Linked DNA regions of Homo sapiens: regions 2 and 3 are each linked to region 1. A link is a loop called in an ENCODE intact Hi-C map of the cell type or tissue named here. Cell type or tissue: A673. All regions are shown on one strand.

Region 1 (8,000 bases):
AGGTGGGAAAAGCCAAGAGAAGGCTCTGGGGGAGATGGTCTCTGACCTCATACATCTAAAGAGCTGCCACTGGGTAGAGAGGGCAGACTAGGGTCTGGTGGCCCCAGGGTACAGAGCTGTGATCCACAGGTGGCAGCCACACAGAGGTAGTACTCAGCTCAATCCAGGGAAGGACTTGATAGTCATCAGGGCTTTTCACAGAGGGATGGAGTAAGAGAGGCAAGAGAGGCTGGCTGACCTCCTGGTGGTGGAGTGGGAGGGCCCAGGATTGCATGGAAATGAGACTAGACAGCTTCAGAGCCTAAGAGAGGAGCTGATTCTGTGATTCCCTGTGTACTGGGTGACACATCTTTCCAGCCCAAAGGAGAGAATCCTGCGTTACTTTACATAGCCAAGCTTTCTAACAAGGCTTTTACATAAGAATGTTTCTATGTTTCTAATCTGAAGAATTTGCATGTATCTATGTTGTAATCTCTATGACTATGTAACTATCTATCTATGCATTTATAAATTTCCATAGCTCTGTATCTCTATATCTATCTATATATCTAAATGCCTCTATATCTAAGTAACTATAGGTCTATTTATGCATCTCTTTGCTCTATGTCTATCTATTCTCTATGCATCTCTCTCTCCACTTCTGAACGATCTCCAGGATGGAGATCCTGGAGGTTTAGAGCCCCCTGCTTCCTCAGCTGCCTCTGTCCATGGCCATTGCCCACCTTCATGCCAGTTGTTCAAGGCCTGCCCTCCTGGCCTCCTTTCCCACAGGACAGTGGCCGTCCCGGGCTTGGGCCAAGGGGTTACTAGGAGGATCCTGGCCAAAGTCCGGAAAGCCATCCTTGCAAGCCAGAAGCAGCTGCTCTGCCTGCATTTGGGGGTTAGGAAGACAGGAGAAGCAGGAAGAGAATTCTGGGGAAGTGTCGGGGAGGGGAAGTGTGGGGGAGGGGAGGGTGGGAGACAGGGAATGTAGGAGCAACCGAGCACTTGTTAATTTTTATTATGGGAGGCAGAACATCCAGATTAGTGGCCCGGTGTTGTCATGTACTTGCTGTGTGATCTAGGACAAAGTCCTGTCCTTCGCTGTGCTTTAGTGTTTCTGTCCACACCATGAACATCTTTAAGGATCCTTCTGGAGCTGCTGTCCTGGAGTTTGGTGACAGGGCAACGGTCATCAAACTTTTAAAATCATGAACTCTTATCACTAAAGCATTTTGAGCACACCAACTCAACATATTCACAGAAATTTGTTTATACACAATAGTGATTAAGAACACAGACTTTGGGCCTGGCCTGTGTGAGTTTGCATGCTGGCTTTTTGCTTGGGCAGGTGATTCCATCTCTTTCCACATGCTATGGAAAGTGGAGCTGGTAATACTACTTACGGCCATAAGGTGTTGTGAGGATCTTGTGAGTTAATGCATGTGGTGTCTGGGACACAGTAAGTGTACATGTGTTGCTATTATTATACATGCATTACTTTACTAATTGATTAGGTATATCACAAATGACATGCTGAACGTCAAAACTGTTAAAAGGTGAGGTAAAAATAAATAAAACATATATTGTGATATTTTTCTCTCATTCCCCAAATGGGTTGCCTGGTACAGTTGGAGTTGGAGGTGACTGTTGTAGAGTTTGGTTGGGACCTCTTCTCTCGCCTTCTGACTGACTCTACTAGAGGAGCTTGAGTTTGACAGTGGGCCCCCAGGAGCTGACTGGGATGCCCCTCACTACACAACCACTCCTGGGGCTGCTGCATCTTTCCAGGAGTCCCAAAGGGAGCCCTACTTCCCTAGACCCCAAGGGCCAGCGCCATCCCAGGGACCCTCCCACACAGGCCCCCAGGCTCTGCGGCCCACACATCAGGCCTCTGATTTTTCCACAGACCAGAGCCTGGTGTCCAGGTGGAGTCCCTTCTTCTTTCCCTCAGCATAGCCGGCCTCACAGGGTAGGACACCAACCTCTGAACCACAGATGAGCAAGCCAAGCCCAGGGCTAACAGTTGGCATGAATCACTATTTATCAAATTCATAATAAGAGCTCACCACTAGTCGGGCGCGGTGACTCACGCCTGTAATCCCAGCACTTTGGGAGGCCGAGGCAGGTGGATCACAAGGTCAGGAGATCGAGACCATCCTGGCTAACATGGTGAAACCCCGTCTCCACTAAAAATACAAAAAATTAGCCGGGCGAGGTGGCAGGCACCTGTAGTCCCAGCTACTCGGGAGGCTGAGGCAGGAGAATGGTGTGAACCCCGGGAAGTGGAGCTTGCAGTGAGCCAAGATCGCTCCACTGCACTCCAGCCTGGGCGACAGAGCGAGACTCCATTTCAAAAAAAAAAAAAAAAAAAAAGAAAGAAAAAGAAAAAAGAAAAAGAAAGAAAAGAGCTCACCACTGGCCGGGTGCGGTGGCTCACAATTGTAATCCCAGCACTTTGGGGGGCCAAGGCAGGTGTATCGCTTGAGGTCAGGGGTTCAAGACCAGGTTGGCCAACATGGTGAAACCCTGTCTCTACTAAAAATACAAAAATTAACCGGGCGTGGTGGCAGGCACCTGTAATCCCAGTTACTTGGGAGGCTGAGGCAGGAGAATCGCCTGAACCCGGGAGGCGGAGGTTGCAGTGAGCTGAGATCGCGCCACTGCACTCCAGCCTGGGTGACAGATCAAGACTCTGTCTCAAAAAAACAAAAACAAAAACAAACAAACAAACCCTCACCATTACTGAGCGCTTTGTTAGGCACTTTCTTAAGCACTTTACCTGCGCTGTCCCAAGTGTCTCGTGAGGCAGGTGCTCTTATTCCAATGTGACTGATGCTGGAGAGCACATGGTGAATAAGCCAGGGAGCCCGAAAAGACTTCCAGCAGTGTGACTGGAGAGCAGCCTCTTAACCACCTTTTGATGCAGAATGAACGAATGAGGGAACGGGTTCTCGGGCCCCCTCCACACTATTCCAAGTCACCTGCTGTTGCCTTCCTTAAGTCGGGGCTTATCCAGACCCCTCAGCTTCCCCGCTTTTTTTTCTCCCGGTCTCCAGGTCAGCAGGTCCAAGGCTCTTCCGGCGCCCCCTCCCCGTGCCGGCAGGGCCCCCTACCTCCTCGGAGCCCCGCCCCTCCGCGGCCGACCCGCAGGTAATCCCCACCCCCATCCTGCCCCCAGAGCTGCAGCCCCTTCCAATTAGCCCAGGCTCGGAGCTTCTAGGCTGGGACCGGCTTCTCCCCTCCCGCCCCTCCCCCACCTGGCTCCCACGTGGGGAGCCCGGCTCCCAGGCCTCGGCGGCCCCATTCACAGCGCCCTCCTCCATTGTCCTCGCACTGTCACTCACGCATGGTATTAGCATTTCTAAAGCCCCCTTCTCCGCGTCGCCGCTGTGGCCCAGCCAAAAAGGGGCTCACTTTGAAACGTAAGTTTTGGGAAGGGGTGCTTCCTAGGCTGCTCAAAAGCTTATCTTTGGGTCCTTTAACTCCGGGCCTCAGTGTGTTCGCCGATGAAATGGGGAGAATTGTTCTCCCTCATCTCTAGGCTCAAAACACCTGGAGCTTCTCAGCTCCAAGAGTGGTTGAGAAACAGGGCGGCCCCCAGGGGCCCCAATCAACTGCCTGTCCCTTCCTCTGGGTTTCCTGAGCCCTGCCAGTCTGGACCCTCCATTTCCCACCCACGTGCCAGGGGACACATGGAGTTTTGTCAAAACTGGTTTTCCCTGCCCTAACCCAGGCGCCTTTGTTAAGGGCCTGGCAGGATGGGGCATGAATGGGGGTGACTTCTTTGCCCTGGCATCTGAAACCCGCCTAAACACTTGGATGGAGAGACAGCGCCACCCAGTGGCTGCCTGGGCTCTATGCCAATGTTCCCTGGGGTGGGTCCTCGCATACCTAGCTTCTGGGCTGGTAACGGAGGAGTCTCACCAGAGAAACCCTTTTCACTTGTGGAATTTCATTTACATTCGTTTAGCTGCTTCAGACCCCAAGCTAAATAAAGAGCTGGTGGTTAGAGTCCCAGCCGGCTCAGCTCAACCTCACACCCCACCCCACCCCTCTCATCCCTTGACCACCCTCACCACCCCTGCCCTGAGGCTCAGTCCATGGGGCTGGCGATGGCTCTTGCTCTAGGCTTTTCACCTCCCTGGGCCTCACTTTTCTCCATCTGGAAAATGGTAGAATATTCCCCAGCCACCCCCTCCTCCTGGTGGGCTGGGGAAATGGGCACTAGCTCGGGAGTTCCCTTTTTGTGGGGTGAAGGGGGGTGTGGGTATGAGGGCCAGGCAGTCCTCCAAGTCAGTTGGCCACCTGGACCCTGAGAATAGGCTCTGGCCCCATCCGTACACCACTGCCTGGAGACCCATCAGCTGCTGACCAGCCCCTCTGAATACCAGGAAAATAGGACCACCCCTCCCCCATGCCTGCTTTCTTTCTTTAGTTCCTACCCCCTGCTTCTAGCCTCTTCCTGCTTCCTACCCCCAACCCTGCCTGTTCAGCCGTATGCTACAGGCTGTGGGCATTTCTCTTCAAGCCTCAGAGTGAGCAAAATGAGGCAGGTGACCTCTGTCTCCAGTTAAAGTCCCCTCCATATCCAGTTCCCTTCTGGAGCCCCTTTTGAACCTGCTCTGGCCGAAGCAAGTGTAGGGACCAAGGCAAAATTTCAACTTCACCCTTGGAAGTTTCGCTGAAAAATCAACTCACAGAAGGCAGATTAATCAGAGAAAAGGCATACAAATGTATTAACATGTGCACAGGGAGAATCACGGAGTGATTACCCACGCCCGCAGTGGGGGGCAGAAGCTTAGATACCATCTTGAGGTTACACAAAGAATGGGGACTTGGATCGTGGCAAACAGGTTATGGGAAGGGGGAGAAGAGGAATTCTGCTGAGGGGCAATAAATGATTACCAATGAGAATGACTGAATTGGGGAACACAGATTAACGTGTAAACAGTTCTCTTTGGAATTTAAACGACCCTGAGAGACACGTTATTCTGTGAAAAGAAACCAAACATTTTTGGTTTTCTTTTCTGCAATAGATAATAAGATAACAGGGAAGGAAAAAAAATTGTTCCCCTTGGAGGGTCTGTCCGTGGGGACAACGTACCCCACGTTGTAGTGGGGGGGGAAACATCCAGTGCCTGTTGATGTCTAGAGAACTTTAATTCAAAATACTCCTTATACCAGGGAGCCATATTTTGGGGTGAAATTCCTTGTGCTCCTTCACAGGCAATGAGGAGAGAGGGAACCAACAGTCGGCCCCAGAAGTCTGGAGTACCCAGCCTACATCCTCCCGAAGCTCCTGGCCTTCTCTGGTGGAGTCTCCCTCTGCGTAGGAGAGGGCAAAAGGGCTCCAAGCTCCCTCTGGCTTGGGGAGACAGAGGAGGTGGACTGGGCCTAGAGCTTCTTTTGTCTGAAATCTGCTTAGGCCTCCAGAAATACTGGACTGATGGAGAGAGTAGGAGAGAGGAGGAGGCTCGGTGGGGGAGGAGGAAGCAGAAGATGCTCAGCTCTCTGATGAAGCGTCACCTCTAAGCAGGCTCCAACCCAGACTTTTCCCCAATCCAGCAGGAGGTAGCAGCGAAAAAGAGCTGAGAGCAGGCCCAGCAACATGGATCTGCAGCATCAAGGGTAGGGCCCTGCTGGTCTTCAGCCCCTCTAGCTCTGCTCTGAAAAAAATCAGAGGCCCTGGGACACCTAGGTGTGGGTGTGGGGTATTTAAGGGGAGGCCCCCCATCCCAAAACAGCTCTATTCAGTCTGTCATTTTTATTAGAGTTCCAAATAAGATTTTACCTAGAGAAAATATGCCACCAAAAAATAAAATTTAACAAACCCTGATTTAACCCATCCCTACATTTTACAAAGGGAGAAACTAAGGCCTAAAAAGGTAAATTAAGGTGGTCCTGGCATCCAGCATAAGGCATTGCACCCACGAACTCCTCAATCAACACTTGTAGGAGGAGCAATTGAATGCCATGAAATTTTCAGATAAATTTAAAGCATAACTGAATTCACTTTCAATGTATATATGAACACACCACAAGACCTGCCACCTTCTCAAGCTCTCTAAGTAAGTTATCATACAAGCAACAACAAAGAAACTTAAGAATTTGCTCAAATGTTGGGAATTACCTAAAATCGGAGTGAACTCTCTTAATTGAGGTGTAAGCAAAGGGATCATTTCTAAAATTGCCTAATTGTCCTTGCCTGCTGTCCAAGCCAGGATGTGTATATATATATATATATATTCGTGTGTAAATTTTGGCTAATTTTCATCATGGGTTTAACATTAGCTTGGCTGATGTTTGACATGAAGAAGCCAAAAAGGAAAAGCTTTCTCTTGCTTTGAGGTTGAAATGTGAAAGATGTAATCCTGAACACAAAGACATATTCACACCCCAAAAGGGTGGTTTGGTACATGGGGCTCCTCATTGTCACTGAACCGAGGCAAGGGTTCCAGTACTCCAGTTCCTTTCTCAGCCCTCCATGGATCATCATGCACCACAGAATAACTTGTGGATGCACACTGGCATGATTTTTTCATCATCCTCATGTAGATTATCCCCAGGAGGGGTTTAATTCTGGGCTACTTTCTCTAACCAACTGTTGATGGACTATCAGGAAAGTAATGTAATGTTAGGAGGGGCTTGAGTAGGACTTAATGATCAAGAGAAGCCATCTACCAAAATGGGATCGTGCATACAAAAAGCAAAGAGAAATAGTTGGTGGGCTAGGCCCTGGTTTGACTTATCCATGCTGCTGATTTGCTCCACCCTCACAGCCCACTTCCCTATACCCCCAGTATGGCTAAGTAGAAAGAGCTTTCTGCCACTGACTCTCACTAAACATGACTTCATGCAAGCCACTTTTTTCTCTGAGCCTCAGTTTCTTCATCTGCAAAAAGGGGGTTGAAAGTGAGCTATAGATCAAGAAAAGTGAACAAATAATCCACAGAATGGGTGAAAATATTTGCCAATCATATATCTAATAAGGGTTTAGTGTTCAGAATGTATAAAGGACTCTTACAACCCAAGAATAAAAAGACAACCCAAATTTTTTTAAATGCACAAGAGAAATTTGGACAAATAATTTCTCCAAAGAAGATATGCAAATTTCCATTAGCACACGAGAAGATGCTCAACATCATAGTCATTAAGGAAATGCAAATCAAAACCACAATGAGGTACCACATCACACCCACTACCACGGCTAGGATAAATTTTTTTTAACTCAGAAAATAACAAGTGTGTGTAAGGATGTAGAGAAATGGGAACCCTCCTGCATTGCTGGTGGAAATATAAAAATGATACAGCCACTGTGGAAAATAATCTGTCATTTCCTCAAAATATTAAACATAGAATGACAACACGGCCCAGCAATTTCACTTCTAGGTATATACCCAAGAGAAATGAAAGCACAAGTTCATGCTAAAACTTGTACATGAAGGTTCACAGCAGCATTGTTCATAATACTCAAAAGGTGGAAATGACCCAAAAGGCCAGCAACTGGTTAATGAATAGACAAAATGCTGTATATCCATACAATGGAATACCACTCAGCATTAAAAAGGAATGAAGTACTGATCTAGGCTATAACATGGATGAACCTTGAAAACACTATGCTAACTGAAAGAAGCCAGATACAAAAGGGCACGTATTTTATTATTCCATTTATATGAAGTGTCCAGAATAGGCAAATCCATTGAGACAGAAAACAGATCAGTGGTTGATATGGGTTGGGGGAAAAGGGGGATGGAGAGTGACTGCTAATGGATATGGGGTTTCTTTTTAGGGTGATGAAATGCTCTGGAATTAGATAGTAATAATGCTTGCACATACTAAAATCCTGGAATTGTACACTTTAAAAGGGTGAATTTTATAGTATGTGAATTATATCTCAATCTTTTTTAGAAAGAGTGAACTGTAGCAGTAATTTACAAATTTGGCAGAATCGCAACTACTCCAGAACTACCCCTCCTCCTGGGGATTCTGGGCCTGTAAGTCTGTATCTTTAACATGCC
Region 2 (8,000 bases), 1.0 Mb before region 1:
ACCTATTAAACATTTAATGACCATGCAAAGGGACTGCATTGAGAGAGCTAAGGGTTTTTAGTTGCTCATTTCTAGTCACCCTTAAATGGAAAGAGTCATTTTTTCAGGGGAGGTTTAACATTTTAACTCTTATAACACAAAATACTTATATTTAGCCCTTTGAATTGTCTGCTTTCAGCATGAGCAAAGTCATATGTGAAATGTTAGCCTAAAAATACAATTTCTATCATGCTTCCAGAACAGGAAGGATATGTTTCTCTACCCACGATGTAAGCTAACACCAAGTGTCTACCTTAGTTCAATTACCAGACACATTTAAAAAATATATGGCTGAATTTTATTTCACACAAAGGCATCCATATTCAGACTTGCGTTAGTAGTACACATCATTAATGATGGTATTTACTATGAATCGGACAGCTGGCAGTTTATAATGCTAGTAGACCAAAAACTTAAGTGACTCACTTTCTTGCTGTTTTGTTATAGGGCTGTGGTAGATCTACAAAAGAAGATAAACAGAAAGATCCATGGCTATTGTCAATCAATATAGGAAAACAGAGAACATAATATTAAATATCTTTCCCCAGATAGGCATTAAAAATGATTAGAAACTCCAGGATGTTAAAAAGATAGCCAAGTGGGCTAAACATAATTGCTTTGCCAAGATTGCTAGAAAATACTTGAACAGGCCAGGCGTGGTGGCTCATGCCTGTAATCCCAGCAATTTGGGAGGCCAAGGCAGGCAGATCACTTGAGGTCAGGAGTTTAAGACCAGCCTGGCAAACATCATGAAACCCCATCTCTACAAAAATCCAAAAATTAGCCAGGCATGGTGGCGTGCACCTGTAATCCCAGCTGTTTGGGAGGTTGAGTCAGGAGAATCTCTTGAACCCAGGAGGTGGAGGCTGCAGTGAGCTGAGATCACACCACTGCACTCCAACCTGGGCAACAGAGCGAGACTCTGTCAAAAAAAAAAGAAAGAAAGAAAGAGAGAGAGAGAAAGAAAGGAAGGAAGGAAGGAAGGAAGGAAGGAAGGAAGGAAGGAAGGAAGGAAGGAAGGAAGGAAGAAAGAAAGAAAATACTTGAACAATCCCTGAAAATTACACTGAATTTCACACAGTTCACCATAGCTACAGTTTTAGCTAATCCATCTTAGATATTTACTTATGTAACACCTGGGGCATTTTTATGATAAAGCAAGAGACCAGGAAAGTGTTTTCCTCATGGCTATGTACCTGTCTAATGGGCATTATAAAATTTAAATGTTCCTAACACCAATCTCCCACCCTCAAAGACTGGTTGATGAATACTTCTCTGTGGAAAGGCAAATGTCCATCTGAAAGAGATCCATGAATACACCAAGATTTGTCTGTGTTGTCTTGGAGTATGTGCTGTGATAGCTATGTGAGAGACCAGAAAGAAGACTGTTGACTCTTGAAGTCTAGTCCTGGCTCTACCTCTACCTCTTAGGAAATTTTGGGCATGCCCTTTCCATTCTCCAGATCTCAAAATTTATATCAGTAAAGTGATCAGGGTTGGAGTAGACATTCCTTCAAGCCCTGATCTTCTTTGACAGTTTAGGCAAAGGCATGGATGAGATTTGTAAGACTAGTGAACTGGAGTGTTTAGTAAAGGAGCAACAACATTAGTAATGTGAGGTTGCAGGAAATGAGCCCTCTATATGCCATCTGTTAAGAGTCTGTTTGAACAGCCTCTCCTTAAAATAAGTTCTGCATATGTGTGTATGCCCACAGATATTTCAGTGGGAGATATTTTTGTGCCAGCCAGCCTTTTCTGCTACTTTTCTAAACAAGGGATTTGTGGAAAAATCTGCCATGATCAAGTTGGTATGGATCCACATTCAGTGGGCCCATGTGCTCACATCATTCTCCACAGAAAGCCATCTGCATCCTTTGATTCTTGAAAACCTAAAGGGAGAGCAAACTTGGGAGAGGGAATTGAAAGATAAATGCCTTGCTGAGCTTCCCAGCATCTGCCTACAGAAATGTCACAAGCATGAAAGAGTTCAGCAGCAGGTTTCTGGAAGGTGACAGAAGGAAGACAGTGCTGGAATATTTTCTGGATGGCAGTCTTCAGAATACCAAGTCTCTCCTGCTACCTTCCAGTTTACTATAAGTGCAATCTGGGATCTAGTTACCCCTCTAAATTCTCCAGGATACTGAGGACACATAGAAAGAAAAACCTAGAATGCATTTTCCCTCCTAGCCAGTTTTTCACTTGAATACAGCAAAGAAATAAGACTGTATCTGAACACTGCTGGATCTTAGGAGTTTTGTATCCCATCATTCAGATCGGCTAGCACATTGTGGTTTACAAGATGACTTCCATCTGTTTTTTCTAAGCAACCCTGTGAGATAGGTAGAAAGAAATTATTAAAGCCCTTTTACTGAGGAGAAGAAAACTGAATCTCAGAGAGGTGAAATGATTTGCCCAGAGTCACATAGCCATTTAATGGCAGAACTAGTACCTATATCCAAGCTTTTGGAATTCCAACACCAGGAAGCTGATATTATTTAATATGCCACTAAGAAACCAGAATGTTTTTCAATTATTTCCAACTGTTTCTATTGGTCGCTTGATGATAATCAGTAACCCTTTCAAGGGATTGCTTGTCCTCCTGCATAACCGTGTTCTAAATGGAACGGTACATCTTGTGATACAGGATGGCAATGCCATCTCCGCTACCAGCTGTACCCTCAAAGAGAATAAGCTGAGTTGGTGGTATAAGGGTGAGGCAGAAAAATCATTCTGAATAAATGTTTAATAAGTGCTTATTTATAACTATGGCAATTATTTTTCATATTAACACATATTAATTAATTAACACATATTGATTTTATAACCTGAAAAATGGCTTCATTCTTTCTGAAGAAAAGCTCATGGGCATAGCTACATAGTCTAACACTAGAGCAGGGAGCTGAGAGATCTGCATTCTAAGCCCGGTTTTGGTGTCTTCTCTGAGGGTGGTCTCAGAAAAGTCCCTCAACCTTTCTGGAACTCCAGTTGCCTTACCTGCTAAGAGATGTGGAAACAATTCCTTACAGCTCTAAAACTGAGACTAAACAATCCATTACCATTTAATTGTCTGAGACCCACTGATACCACTAGAGGGCACTCATACACTGGCATATGCTGGGGAGGTTTCCCCAGTGTCAGGTAACTTACAGGTTCTTTCCCATCCATGGCTTCCATCCATAGCCTTCTGTTAGCTTCTGAAAGGGCCTGCAGAGTGATGGTTCCTGGCCTGAGGGGGAAAAAAATGGTAAGTATAAAGCAGAAAATTCAACTGAGAGAATGGAGTCTTGTGATCTAGGGTCCCTCTCTGCCCTGGAGTTTGTCACACTGAACAAGCATAGGCTTACAGAATACTAATTTTTCAAAATCTCTTTTACTCAAGAAAACAATAGGCAATTTACAGAACAGTAACTTTGGGAACCATGGAGGCGGGGGTGGTATCTTGGTGGCCTTGTGCCCAGATCCTGCAAGAAATAGGAAGGTAACTGTCAAGACGCCTCCATAATGCACACTTAAATTGGCCCCATTGTGCTTGAACCAAACAAAGGCTCTCACTGCCTTACTCTGTTGGAAGCCAGCCACTTTGTCTGAGCTCTAGGAATGAGCATGAACATCAGAGGCACATTATCTCTCAGTAAAATGGCTTTGCTTCTTCCAGCACCTGCGATGTCCAAGAAACATTTTGAGTTGCAATAAATTCAACAACATGAGTACTGGCTAAGACACAGGGAGGAGGCGTTTTGGCTAATAAGCAATTTTATGACTAATAAAAACAACTAATATTTACTGAATGCTTACTAGGTGACAAATTTTGTTCCAAGTAAACTATGTATATTAACTCAGTTAATATATATAATAAGGCAGTTACAGTAATCATCTCTATTTCACAGAAGGGGAAACTGAGGCACAGAGTAATTATCCAAGGTCATATAGCAGGGAACTACTAGAGACAGGAATTAAATCCAGAAAGTCTGGTCCAGCAGCCATATTCTTCATTACTACAATATAAGGCCTCTTCTGCCTGGCACACGGCTTCGAACCCTGTTTTATTCTATTTATTTGCAGGCTACCTGCTGTGGTCTGAATATTCCCCAAAATTCATAGGTTGAAAGTTAACTACCAATGTGATGATATTAAGAAATGGGACCTTTAGGAGGTGAGTTAGTCATAAGGGTAGAACCTCATGAATGGGATTAGGGCCCTTTTACAAAAACTTGAAAGAGTAGGTTCATTCCCTTCCATCTCTTCTGACATATGAGGACACGGTGTTGGTGCTCTCTGGAGGGCACTGCAACAAGATGCCATCTTGGAAACAGAGACCAGGCCCTCACCAGACACTGAAACTGCTTGGACTTCCAGCTTCTAGAAATGTGACAAATGAATTTCTGTTGTTTATACATTACTGAGTCTCAGGTATTTTGTCATAACATCACAAATGGACTAAGACACTACTAACTACCCAGAGATATCCCAAGCTGTTATGCTCTTTATGGTCTTTTTAGATCTTTGTGACTCATCTGGAATTTTGAGATTAACCATACTTTATGCAAGGTATAAAGTCTCCTTGCATTCTCCTGGCTTGCTGAGCCATTAGGAAAACATTGTTCCTTCCACAAATTCTGTGATAAGATGAGACCTCTCCTAGAGTCATAGAATGATAAAAGCAATGCCAAGAGAGTTCAGCCACCCTGGATAAGTAACTAGGCCTTTCTAGACCTCAGTTTCTTTATCTGAAAGGGTTCTGGAACACAGGAGCTGGGAGGTCCTTTCCATTACTGATATCACAGGAATCCTGTTCTACCTGCTGGAATCATGGGGTTCCTGTCCTACCTTCTCTTACTTCATTAAAGCACCTCTTAATGACAGTCTTGTGGTTACTGGCAACAATATATACTTCCACAGCCATCTTGAATGGGGTCATCCATTGTTAACACAAAAATGATACAGATTCACAAACCAAAATTCAAATAACATCACCTCCCTCATGTGACTGTGGTGACGACTAAAGGAAATTATACGCTTAAATGGCTGATAACAGTGCCTGTCACAAAGGAGGTACTTGGCAAATGTTAGCAATTGTTTTTATTATTATTACAATTATTGTTGTTGCTGTTATTAAAACATTTCAAGCTCTGCCTTGCTATGAGCCTGTCATTTTAAATACTGCTAAGAGCCTAAATTTAGAACCAGGTGCAGTGACTCACACCTGTAATATGAGCACTTTGGGAGGCTGGCACAGGAGAATCACTGCAAGCCAGGAGTTGAAGACCAGCCTGGGCAACATAGCAAGGTCCCATAGCTATAAAAAATAAAAAATTAGCCAGATATGGTGGTGCACACCTGTCAGTCCCAGCTACTCAGGAGGCTCACGCAAGAGGATCACTTGAACCTGTGCCACTGCAAACCAACCTGGGCAACAGAGTAAGACCCTCTCTCTAAAAAATTAAAAGTTAAAAAAATAAAAAATCTTATCCTCTCTTCCTGACATAGAAAAAGTGGCTCCAAGAGCCCTTTGCTCTGTGCTCCAGGGAATGTGAGTACAGCTGCCTGATGCCTGCTAGGAAGCCTGACTCTGTTCCTTATATCAGACTGACTAGCCAGAAAAGCAGATGTCATGTCACTCAAAAGACTCCACATGCAGAGAGGGGCCTCAGCACCTGTTCATTATTATATTTAACGCTCTACTTTGCAGCTTGTTTCTTCTGCTTATAATAGACAATATAAAAAATTAAAAACAGCATGGAGCCAGGCATAGTGGCTCACGCCTATAATCCCAGCACTCTGGGAGGCCGAGGCAGGTGGATGTCTTGAGGCCAGGAGTTCAAGTCAAGCCTGGCCAACATGGTGAAACCCCATTTCTATTAAAAATACAAAAATTAGCTGGACATGGTGGCACACGCCTGTAGTCCCAGCTACTCAGGAGGCTGAGGCAGGAGACTCGTTTGAGCCCAGGAGGTAGAGGTTGTGCAACACTGCACTCCAGCCTGGGCAAGAGAGAGAGACACCATCTCAAAACAAACAAAAAGAAACCAGCATGGGCTTTGGAGACCTACAGACCAGGGTTTGAGCTCAGCCTCACCATTTCCTATGTGACTTTAGTTGGGCAAGTCAGTTAAATATATGTGGGTCTCAGTTTCCTCACTGGTAAAATGGGGGGGGTGTAGATTAAATGAGGGAATGTTTTGTAAAGTGCACAGTATATGATAACTAAAAGTGTAGATGCATCAAAACTTTAATCCCTGGGTTCTAGTGTCGAAAATTCTTCAGCATTCTAGGATAAGAAAAAAACACTTAAAAATAAACATCAAATTTAGTACTTATCATGAGCCATGCATAGCACCAGGTACAAGAAACATAAATTCATCCTAGCCCCTAACCACGGGGACAAACTGTTTGCAACTGCTTGAGTTGGGGATATTATTTGCAAAAAAGGGAAGCCACAGCCAACAATAATTTTCCCCTTCCTACTGGAACTGAGGCTATCAGGAAAATGAGTGACAGTCTCATGGTTACTGGCAACAATACGTACTTTCAGAGCCACCTCAATTGGGATCATCCATTTTTAACAAAGAAATGATATAAATTCACAAATCGAAATTGTGAGGGTCAAATAATAATCTCTCAATTTTGAAATAATGAAACAAGCTAAGTCCTTTATTCCCCAATTTTTTTAAAAATGCCCTCATCATTTAGTCTGATTGTTATGATCCCAGTCACTGCTAGTTTTGTTCACATGATATTGTAATTCACCCTTCAAGTTCCTTTCTAGCAATCTGATCATTTTGCAAAATTCTATTCTATTACTAAGTATCTAACATCTAGAAATAAAAGGTTGAGATAAAATCTAGAAACAGATTTATTCTGTTTATTTTGGTACAACCACCCAACTATAAAGCATGTCTTTCTCCACAATAATGCCAAATGCATTCATTTGAAATTTTAATGGTTAAAATTCTCCTCTGATAAAACTGCTCAGGTTCAAGTAAAAAAAGAGGGCACTGGGGAGAAACAAACACAACGAAGTCCAAAATGTGCAAGCCTTAGCTGTAAGATCTGAAAGGTGATAATCACACTATTTCCAGTTCATTGAGTATCTGTAAAGTAGGGAAGGTCTGCATCATTTTTGCACCAAATGGGGGGAAATGACTTTCTAATAACACCACGACCCTCCACCCCATCTTCCCTCCCTCAAAAATGTGTGCCAATTCATTTGTTCTTTTATGTGATATTAGGAGATTTAACAAAGAATGAGCTTTGTTATCCTTTCCTTCTTGCAAGATCACCAAATGTTGACCTTTTGCACATCTGATAGCAAATTAAATCCCAGGAGAGACTTTTTCTTCCCAGAGCAAGTGAGGCAAAGCTGATAGAAGCTTGCACAGAGAAAAGCAGCACTGGGCCAGGTCTAGCAGGGATCCCTGGGAAGGGCAGCCAGAAGAGCTGGCTTGAATAGACTCACAACAAAGTCCTGAATAGACTTACTCATTGTCATCAACGTGGGATGACGGAGGAAAATAAAAGACCTACCCAGGCTAAGCATCTGGCACGTGGGGACATTGCCAATTCACAGCGGCACAGCTTACCTTTCATTAGTTTCTATGTCAAAACAGAACCTCTTGTCGATAGACTCCGTCTTCCTTCTCACACAGTACTTCAGTGTTAAGTCCAAGGGCCCCTGATATGAAACAAGAATTAACAGGCAATTTTTAAAAAAAGACACAGAAGCTGTTTCTGCTTCCTACAGTGTCTTCAGTGTCACTTGGAAGGCGTCTGGTCAAGGCAGCAGGAGCAATGTGTAGACTCACTGAGAATCTTGTCCCTTCAAACAGTATTTGCAGCAAGATGGCAGATGGTTTCTCCCCGCTCCAAGAATCAATGGCTGAGACCAGGAGAAATTGTTCAGAGTCATCCAGCACTCTTTCCCAAGACGGAAGACTTAATAGGAAGCTCAATACATATCATGT
Region 3 (8,000 bases), 130 kb before region 1:
AGTTGGACCCTCTCATCTGTGTTCTTTCCTTGTCCCCTTCACATGCCCATGCCTGCACACCAATGTCCTCTTGTCACAGAAAGAGGTCCAGTTCATCCGTACTTGCTTTGCAGCAGCTAGTCATAGAGCTTCAGATCCTGCTCAGTCTTCAAATGGTGAAACTTTGTGCTGACCTGTGTGCAGCTTGTGATCTACTCTGGCCTGAGGCTCCATCTCAGCTCTATTTCCCTAAAATTGTATTATTCTAAAGCTAAAGGCAGAGTGAAGAAGAAAAGTGTACACCAAGGACAGAGCACTTGGAAGAGCGAGGGAATGCCTTGTGTGTCTCAAGTTATCCAACCAACTGAGCACTGATTGTGTGTCAACCACTGGTAGCCAGTTTCACACACCTTCTCTTGTTTGAATACTCACAACAACCCTTTGGGCAAGCAACAATCTTGGCCTTTTTATAGATGAGAGACTGAGGCACAGACAGAAGAAGTAACTTGCCTAAGACCACACAATGAGAAAGTAGCACGGTATTTTTCCCATACCCACTCCTACACCTCAGCCTGGCCTATTCCCAAGGGAAGAAAGGTGATTTCTGCAAGAAGAGGTTCCCCCTGTCCCAAAGACCTCGGGCCCAGAAAAAGCGCCATGAGCACAGAGAACCTATATGGCAGAGGTCAGGACTACAGTCCTCAGTCAGATTTTGCCTTATCCCTGCTGCCTGGAGCTCACCCTTGCACTGGCTCTGGGGGATTGCCTGTCTCTCTCCCCATCTGTCTTTCTCATCCTTCCCCACTCTGGTTCTCAGCAGTGAATTTGTGTGAAACCTGGACTGAATTACCACCCATTACCCAACCTGCCTCATTCCAAATCCCTGGCATTAATGCAATCAATGGAGGGGAAGCAGGCTCCCTTCAGCCGCCTGTCTGGCCCGCCCTGCACTGGCTTCTTGGTGCTGCTAAAGCCCTGCGCCCCAACCCCTTCTCCTCCTTGCACGTGTACAGGCCCCACACACCATTCACACATGTTCCTTGTAGAAACTGAGCAGGTCCTCTACCCACGGAAAAGGCTCTTCTGAAAACTCAACTGAATGAAGATATATACGTGCATATTTATTATTTCAATGAACGTTTATGGGGCACCAACTCTGTGCCAAGCACTGTTTCAAGGCACTGGAGATACAGCAGTGAACAGCCCAAAGTCCTTGTTTTCATGAACTTTAGCATTTAGCCTGGGGAAGGGGTGAACAATAAACAAGTAACCATAAGTTAACAAGTTAATCCCAGATTGTGACAGGAGCTATGAAGAAAATAAACCAGGCTTATGTAATTATGATGTTAGAGGGGGCTATTTTAGATTGAGTGATCACGGAAGGCCTCAGTGAGGAGGTAATGCTTGGGTCGAGACCCAGTTGACAAGAAAAAGTCAGCTATGTGGGAATCTGGGGGAAGGGTTTGAGGAAGAAACAGCAGAAAGCATAAAGGCACTGAGGTGGAAATGAACGTGATGGGGAAAAGGGGTAAAAGCTGAAGTTGGAGAGACAGAAAGGGACCATATCACATAAAGCCTTATAAGTCAGGATAAAGACTCTGAGTTTTACTCTATGTGTGATGAGAAGCCATTAAAGGGCTTTAAACATGTTAAAGAGTGTGATTGAATTTGTGTTTTAAGATCACTCTGGCTGCTACAAGGGGTATGGATTATTGAGGGGCAAGAGTAGAAGCAGGGAAATGTATTGCACCAGTCCAGGTGAGAGATGATGGTGGCCTGGCCTAGGCTGGTGGCCAGAGAGAAGTGGATATCAAATGGGTAATTAGCTACAACAGACTTCAGTAGAGGTGTCAGGCTCTTCCTGATTACCTCCAATGGATGATTCCTCCATATATCCACTCGAATTGTCTAGTTAGGCATCTCAAATATACTCTGGCTACAAAAGAATACTTGATTCCCCATCACCACCACCACCAAACCAGGCGGTTAGATATACAAGCATGGAGTTTAGGGCAAAGATCAAGATGGAAGATACAAATCTGGGGGAGTCATTGGCATATAGATGGTATTTAAAGCCATGGGGCTTGACGAGATCATTTATAGAGAAAATATAGGTAGAGGAGATGAGAACATCTAACACTAAGATCCAACATTTAGAGGAAGAGCCTGCAAAAAAACAGAGAAGGAACAATCAGAGAAATAGTAGGAAAGCCTGAAACTAGGAAAGCCTGGCTCCAGGAGGGAGTGGTCAACTATAGCCAATGTTTCTGAGAGGTCCAGAAAGGCAAGGCAGATCGTTGGGGTTGGCAATGTTGGGTCATTGGTGATCTTTGACAAGAGCAATTTCAGTGAGGATGGAAGTCCTCTAGGGTAGCTAGAGGTGAGAATGGGCTGTGAGGAAGCAGACACATTGAGTGTAGAAATCTGGTGTGAGAGGTCCCACTGTGAAGGAAAGCAGAGTGATGAGGCAGAAGCTGGAGGAGTGCATGGGTGAGGAAAAAGTAGCAGGGCAGTGGATTCGAGGCCTAAGTGAGGACGGAGCCTTGGTAGGTAAGGGTACTAGAGGGAATAAGAATAATAGAGTGTAGGATCAAAAAGTGAGATGATTGAAATCAAGATTCTTAAACTGATGTCATTAATCATGATGGCAAGGTCAAGGGTATGGCCAAGAGAATCAGTGACTCAGATGGGATGAAGGGCCAGATCCTTGGAGGTGTGAGGTACTCCAGGAAGAGAAAAGCCAGAGTGGTAGGTCTATGTTAATGAAGAAGTTGCAGGATGTGGGGGTAGAGAGGAGACAGTCAGCCACCTACTAACATCTTCAGTGAATGGAGGGCAGCGACAAATACAGTCAAAAGATGGCAGCCTTCAGGAGGGGTGGGAGATGAGGCAGTCTTTGGAAGAGCCATTGTTTTAGAAGGAGGAAGGAAAACAAGTGGTCTAGAAGCAGCCATGGGAAACAAGGAGGACATCTACCCCATCTCCCTGCCCAGAGGTATGTGGGGTGTGAGAGAAAAATATAGCCCCCAAAATATAACAGGAGAGTTGTGACCTTGGTGTATAGAAATAAAGGAAACGGTTATAAGAGGTTGAGCATATGGGGAAGGGGCAACAGTTGCTGCCAGTAGACCATGGGTCCCAGAAGGCAGAGTGGAAGGGTTTGAGGAGCTTGGAAGGAATGTAAGATGAGGCCCAAAGTAGGGACTGTACACGGCAATGGAGGGATTGGAGTTTGGGGGGTGATGGAAGACCAGGAGGCCTGGCTTCTGTGGTGAGCAAGGCAAAGAGGGATATGAGTCCTAATGAGATATAGCAGGATTCCGTCAAGAAAATGGGCTCATCAGGTCAAGCCAGCAGACACGGGGAAGCTGAAAGACTGCCTGCCTGCTACTGGCTGGTGGTGCTGAGGCGGAGGGTGAGCTAAGACCTGTAACGAGGGGAAGCTCTGTAGGTCTCCCATATAACCTGCAGGGGGCAGTGTCTCTGTTGAGAGAGAAGACAATTTCAAACAAGCAAAGCATGGAAACAAACTTCCAAGCAGCCACTCATGACTGCATACCCTCAGATACACACTTGTATGCACACAGAGACCCTAGCCCAACCCCCCACGAAGCATGAACTTGTGGACAAAATCATATGTACATAAGCAGGCATGTACACTTTTGCATGTACCAACGTACACACACCATGCATACAGGCCCAACACACCATGCACAGCCATATTACCCCATACCATCACATACACACATGCAAGCACACACCCACGCACACGCACATGCATGCAGAGGCAACCGAGAGTGGGTTTTCTTAAGTCTTGCCAAGCCACAGACATCAGAAAATCAAGCTGAAGTTGAACAATCCAACCCAGAAAAGGGGGAGGAGATGAAGGGCGTGAGAATGAGGTGTGTGTTGCGGTAGTCCGGAAGCGGGGAGCAAGGGAGCCAAGTGCTGAGTTAAAAAAAAAAAAAAACTAGACCGTTTGGAAAAGGGAAAGCCTTCAGACAGAGCAGGAATGCAGGCTGTAATTAGAATCGCTTCAACCGTCTCTAGATTGGGAGAGGATAGGCAAACTGGTTACACATGCGGCATGGTGAGCCCCAGCCCAGATAATACTGGCAAAGCATGTGCACATGGGAGCATGCAAGCGCTGTGGAAAATGCACTTAACCGAACCACATTGGGCCCTGGGGAAGCCAATGTGAGGTAGCCCCCTTCACTTGCCCCTGCAGCCACTTTCCTTCAGGCTGGACCTCTCACCAGACTCAGGGCCACCACCACAAACATGTGTATGTCCCCAACAGGGTAGGACTTGCCAAAGGCCACAGAGTGGGCCTAGGGAGTGATGTGGTGATGTAGGCACTGGACTGGAAGACAGTATCTCCGAGTTTGAGTCCCAGGTAAGCCACTGACAGGCTGCCTGACTGGGGCCACATTCCTCCCCTGCTTTGGGCCTCTGTAGCCTGAAGGGAGATCTTGGGGTCCTTCCAATCTGGCCCTGAGTATTCATCCAGGACTATTGGTTCTGAGCAGCTGGAAGGAGGCAAATGAAAGAGATTTGTGGGGTGCCTGCAAGATGAGGAGCTGGGCTGGGAGGGATGTGAGTGTCTCTGGCTCCCCTGGCCCTGGGCAGAGGTTGCACTGAGGGAGAAACTTCACACGCTGGTGTGCTGTGGGCCCCAGGGACTGAAGCAGGCCTAGGAAAGAGGGCCAGGCGGCCACAAACAGAATCCTTCCTATTCCCTCTGGCCCTCCCCTTCCCTTCTTCTCACCTTTCTCCACCAGGCTTTCTGGGAGGCCTCAGGGCCAGCTGCTATCATCACTAAAAATAGCCTAGGCAGCTTTGGGTGTGAAGGAGCCCATCTTACTTGCAGGGTCCCAGAGGCCTGGCAGGTGGCAGTTGGTATCTATGGCCCCTCCAAGCCTGAGAGATCAGATTATCCTTTTCAAGGAGAAATCTTGCAAGCCCCAGTTCCAGCCAAAAGCTTAGGTTGCCCATGCACTGCCCTCTTTGTTCTTTGTTTCCCAATATCCCAGCGACTCCAACTTAGAGCCTCACACAGTGGGTAGCCTGGATCCTGGTGCTCAGAGAACTATAATAATAACAATGATAATAATAATAGTTAACACTTATTGAACACTACTGTGTGTCAGGCACTTTGCCAAATGCTTTGCATGTATTCACTCATGACTCTTCACAACAACTCTTTGAGGTAGGTCCTATATCCCCATTTTATAGGTGAACAAACTGAGGCACAGACAGATTAAGTACATTACCCATGGTTACACAGCTAGTAAGCGGTAGAATGAGGATGCTTTTTCTTCTCTTAATTCCTTCAGGGAGAGGAAGATTCTGATAATGATAATAGTAATAGTTAATATTTATTCATCTTCACGGGCACTGGGCAGCTGAAAGATCCTCAAAGCTAAAGGGATGAAGGGTTAAATCCTTGGTTTGCTCCTCAGTAGCTGTGTGACTCTGAGCAAATGCCTTCACCTTTCATAGCTTCTTGAGTTTCCTCATCTGTAAAATAGAAATAATCACAATAGCTGGCTCTCAGAGTGGCGAGAGGATTGTAGGAGATGATGTGTGAGGAAGTACTTAGCACAGAGGAGCTCACATCACCCTCTTTCCCCTTCTGAAAGATACCTGGGGCTTTTTTGTCTCATTCTCTCCAGTGGCCGGGTGGAGACCACCTGAAGTCCTGAGCCCAAGCTGTTCTTTCCACGTGGCACTAAAGGCACAGTACCCAGGGCCTCCGGGCTTTTCAGGGGCCTATGAAAACATGTGAGCCCCAAGAAAATTTATTGGCTCTAAAATATGAAAAGAAAACAGCAGAATTGGAATTAATAAATGTTCTATTATACGTCTACAAAATGTAATATAATACCAACCTCATTAATTGTTAAATTTAGTATTCCTAAAAATTTCATTACATTTGAAAACAATTTGTTGGTTAGATTTCCTCACTTTGCAAGAATTCCCAAGTATGCACAGTGATTACAAAGAAATCAGAGCCAATTGGGAATGAAACGAGTTACTCATAGGCAAATAATTTCGAAAGCGGAATTATAAAATCCTTTGAAATATTTTATGGCAAAAATTACATTTAATATGGGATGTGGGAGCATTTTCATATATATGACACGCTGTGGGGTGAAGCCTCTAAAAGTGAGAGTGCCTAGGGCCTGCCCCAAGACAGAGGGAACAAGAGTCCCTTTGTGAGGCACACTGGGATGGGGGGAAGCGTCCATGCGCCATGGTGGGCGCCCACCGCTCTGGTTGTTCCCCTCATCTCCTAAAAAAACAAACAAACAAAAAAACCAAAAAACAAACAAACAAACAAAACACCAACCAAAAAAACCACCCTGGCCACATGCGTATAAGCGCTGGCAGAATGGCCCTTTCGGAGCAGCCCTTTCATGTACTGCCCTCGGCTCTTATCAAAGGCCCTTTCAAGAAACAGGCATGCCTGTGTGCCTTTCATAATCGGGAAGAGAAATAAACATTATCTGATGAAAATCGAGAAGAAAACAGCCATGTGTTAACGGTGTCTGTTGGGTTGTCAAGCCATTGCCCAGGACATTGACCACTGGGCTGCTCAGTGCCCCTCAGGCAAGGGCCCACATGAGGTGTTTCTCTCCCAATTTAGCACCAGCATAAACTTGGGGTCCCTTGAGTACCTGTCAGTTTCTTCCTCTCTGATAACGAAAGCGGCAGAATGCTCTGCTTCTGGCTGGCTCACAATGGGAGGCCGCCTCTGCGCAGGCAGGGAGTGAGAAGCACACAGGCCACCACTTACTTCTACGTGACCTGGGCCAGGTCCTTTCCCGCTGAGCCTCATGTGCAACATGGGGTTAAGTCACAGGGTTAGCGTGAGGATGCACTGAGATAATGAATGTCAAGTGGAAAGAACGGGCCTCCGTACTGTTAAGAACGCCAGGTTGGGAGCGGATTTGCTCTCAACTGCTGGGACTTGATGACTCAGGCCTCCCACCCCAAGATGCCTACCTGCTCTGCAGGATCTCTGACATCCCAGCTCTGTGACCAACACATGCCAGCAACTTGATGAGGTCAAGCCTCTCCCTTGTCAAATCTGCATGCCCACGGATCACCGATGAGCCTGGGAAGATTCCACCATGGCTTCCAGCTCTCTGGGAGCTAAGATGACTCATTCTCACCTAGGCTTGAAGTCCCCTCTCTCGCTAGTTAACCTTTTCCTGGTTTCTGTCCTCTCCTCCTTACCTCTTCAATGCGAAAACACAGTGAGGATACAGTTCCGCTAAGAGCTCTTTGTCCTACTTACTGCTGTGGCCAATGCAGGGACGAAGGAGCCCGAGCAAGAGGCTGGTGGCATAATGCCAGCTCATCAATGGCAGACAGCATTGGGGCTAATCCACCATCTGCAGCTGGGCCACCCACTTTCCAGGCCAAACACCTTGCTACCAGCTCAGAAAATGCTCCACCCACTCTTTTGAATGCCATCTCTCCACTGCCCCATCCTCTCTCCCTCAACCCATCCCCCACCTCCTCCTGTCCCCCACATGACACTAGCCTTCCCTCCTCTGTGCTTTTACCACACTTTGTATGTGCCTCCATTGTGGTCCTTAGCAGCTCTTAGCTCCTTGGAACAGCACTTCTGGGCTCTCGCCTCTGCATCCCTCAGACCACCTCAAGAACAGAGCTTGTGTAGTTTCATCTCTGCATCTTTGGTGCCCTGCACAGGGCTTGCCATGAGGTGTATCCACCAAAGGAATGGAGTTCAGCATAGGTGAAGGAAACAGGGAGAGAAGTAAGAGTGACTCTGTCCTCTTGGGTGAGTTCTTCCAACTCTGGGCCTGGACTCAGAAGATCTGGGCTCAAGTCCTTGACCATTTTTAGTTGTGTGGCCTTAGACAAATCACTTCCCTTTCCTTTGAGCCTCACTTTTAAGACCAGACAAATGAGGATCCCAGTCTCTCCCCTGCCTCCTGCATGGGCTGTTGTGGAGATCAAATAAGCAAATGATTGAGGAAGTATGTTAG

The links. Hi-C counts contacts between places; a loop is a spot of excess contacts. Peaks named below come from ENCODE experiments on the same cell type or tissue, not always from the same donor. Only the 100,000 strongest peaks of a DNase experiment are listed, where the experiment ranks them.
Region 2: a loop joins it to region 1, with 10 times the contacts of the local background. A loop is called at or near these places in 4 of 110 quality-filtered maps.
Region 3: a loop joins it to region 1, with 3 times the contacts of the local background. A loop is called at or near these places in 54 of 110 quality-filtered maps.

Annotation. Positions count from the first base shown.
Region 1 is chrX:69,218,483-69,226,482 of GRCh38, forward strand. No RefSeq gene overlaps it. Among named protein-coding and RNA genes, the nearest start is that of LINC00269, 43 kb to the left of the region's middle. RefSeq lists an enhancer at 3,874-4,645. In A673, a CTCF peak has its summit at 3,829 (motif pointing left); a DNase peak (open chromatin) is centred at 3,809; H3K27ac peaks cover 854 bases.
Region 2 is chrX:68,194,000-68,201,999 of GRCh38, forward strand. It overlaps OPHN1 (oligophrenin 1), which reads right to left. Exons shown (of 25, transcript NM_002547.3): 11 at 7,620-7,711; 12 at 3,187-3,265; 13 at 466-499. Among named protein-coding and RNA genes, the nearest start is that of OPHN1, 240 kb to the right of the region's middle. In A673, a CTCF peak has its summit at 3,118 (motif pointing right); a DNase peak (open chromatin) is centred at 3,152.
Region 3 is chrX:69,090,703-69,098,702 of GRCh38, forward strand. It overlaps LOC124905196 (a long non-coding RNA gene), which reads right to left and starts at 5,767. Exons shown (of 2, transcript XR_007068261.1): 1 at 5,626-5,767; 2 at 5,183-5,499. RefSeq lists an enhancer at 3,981-4,481. In A673, a CTCF peak has its summit at 3,442 (motif pointing right); a DNase peak (open chromatin) is centred at 3,449.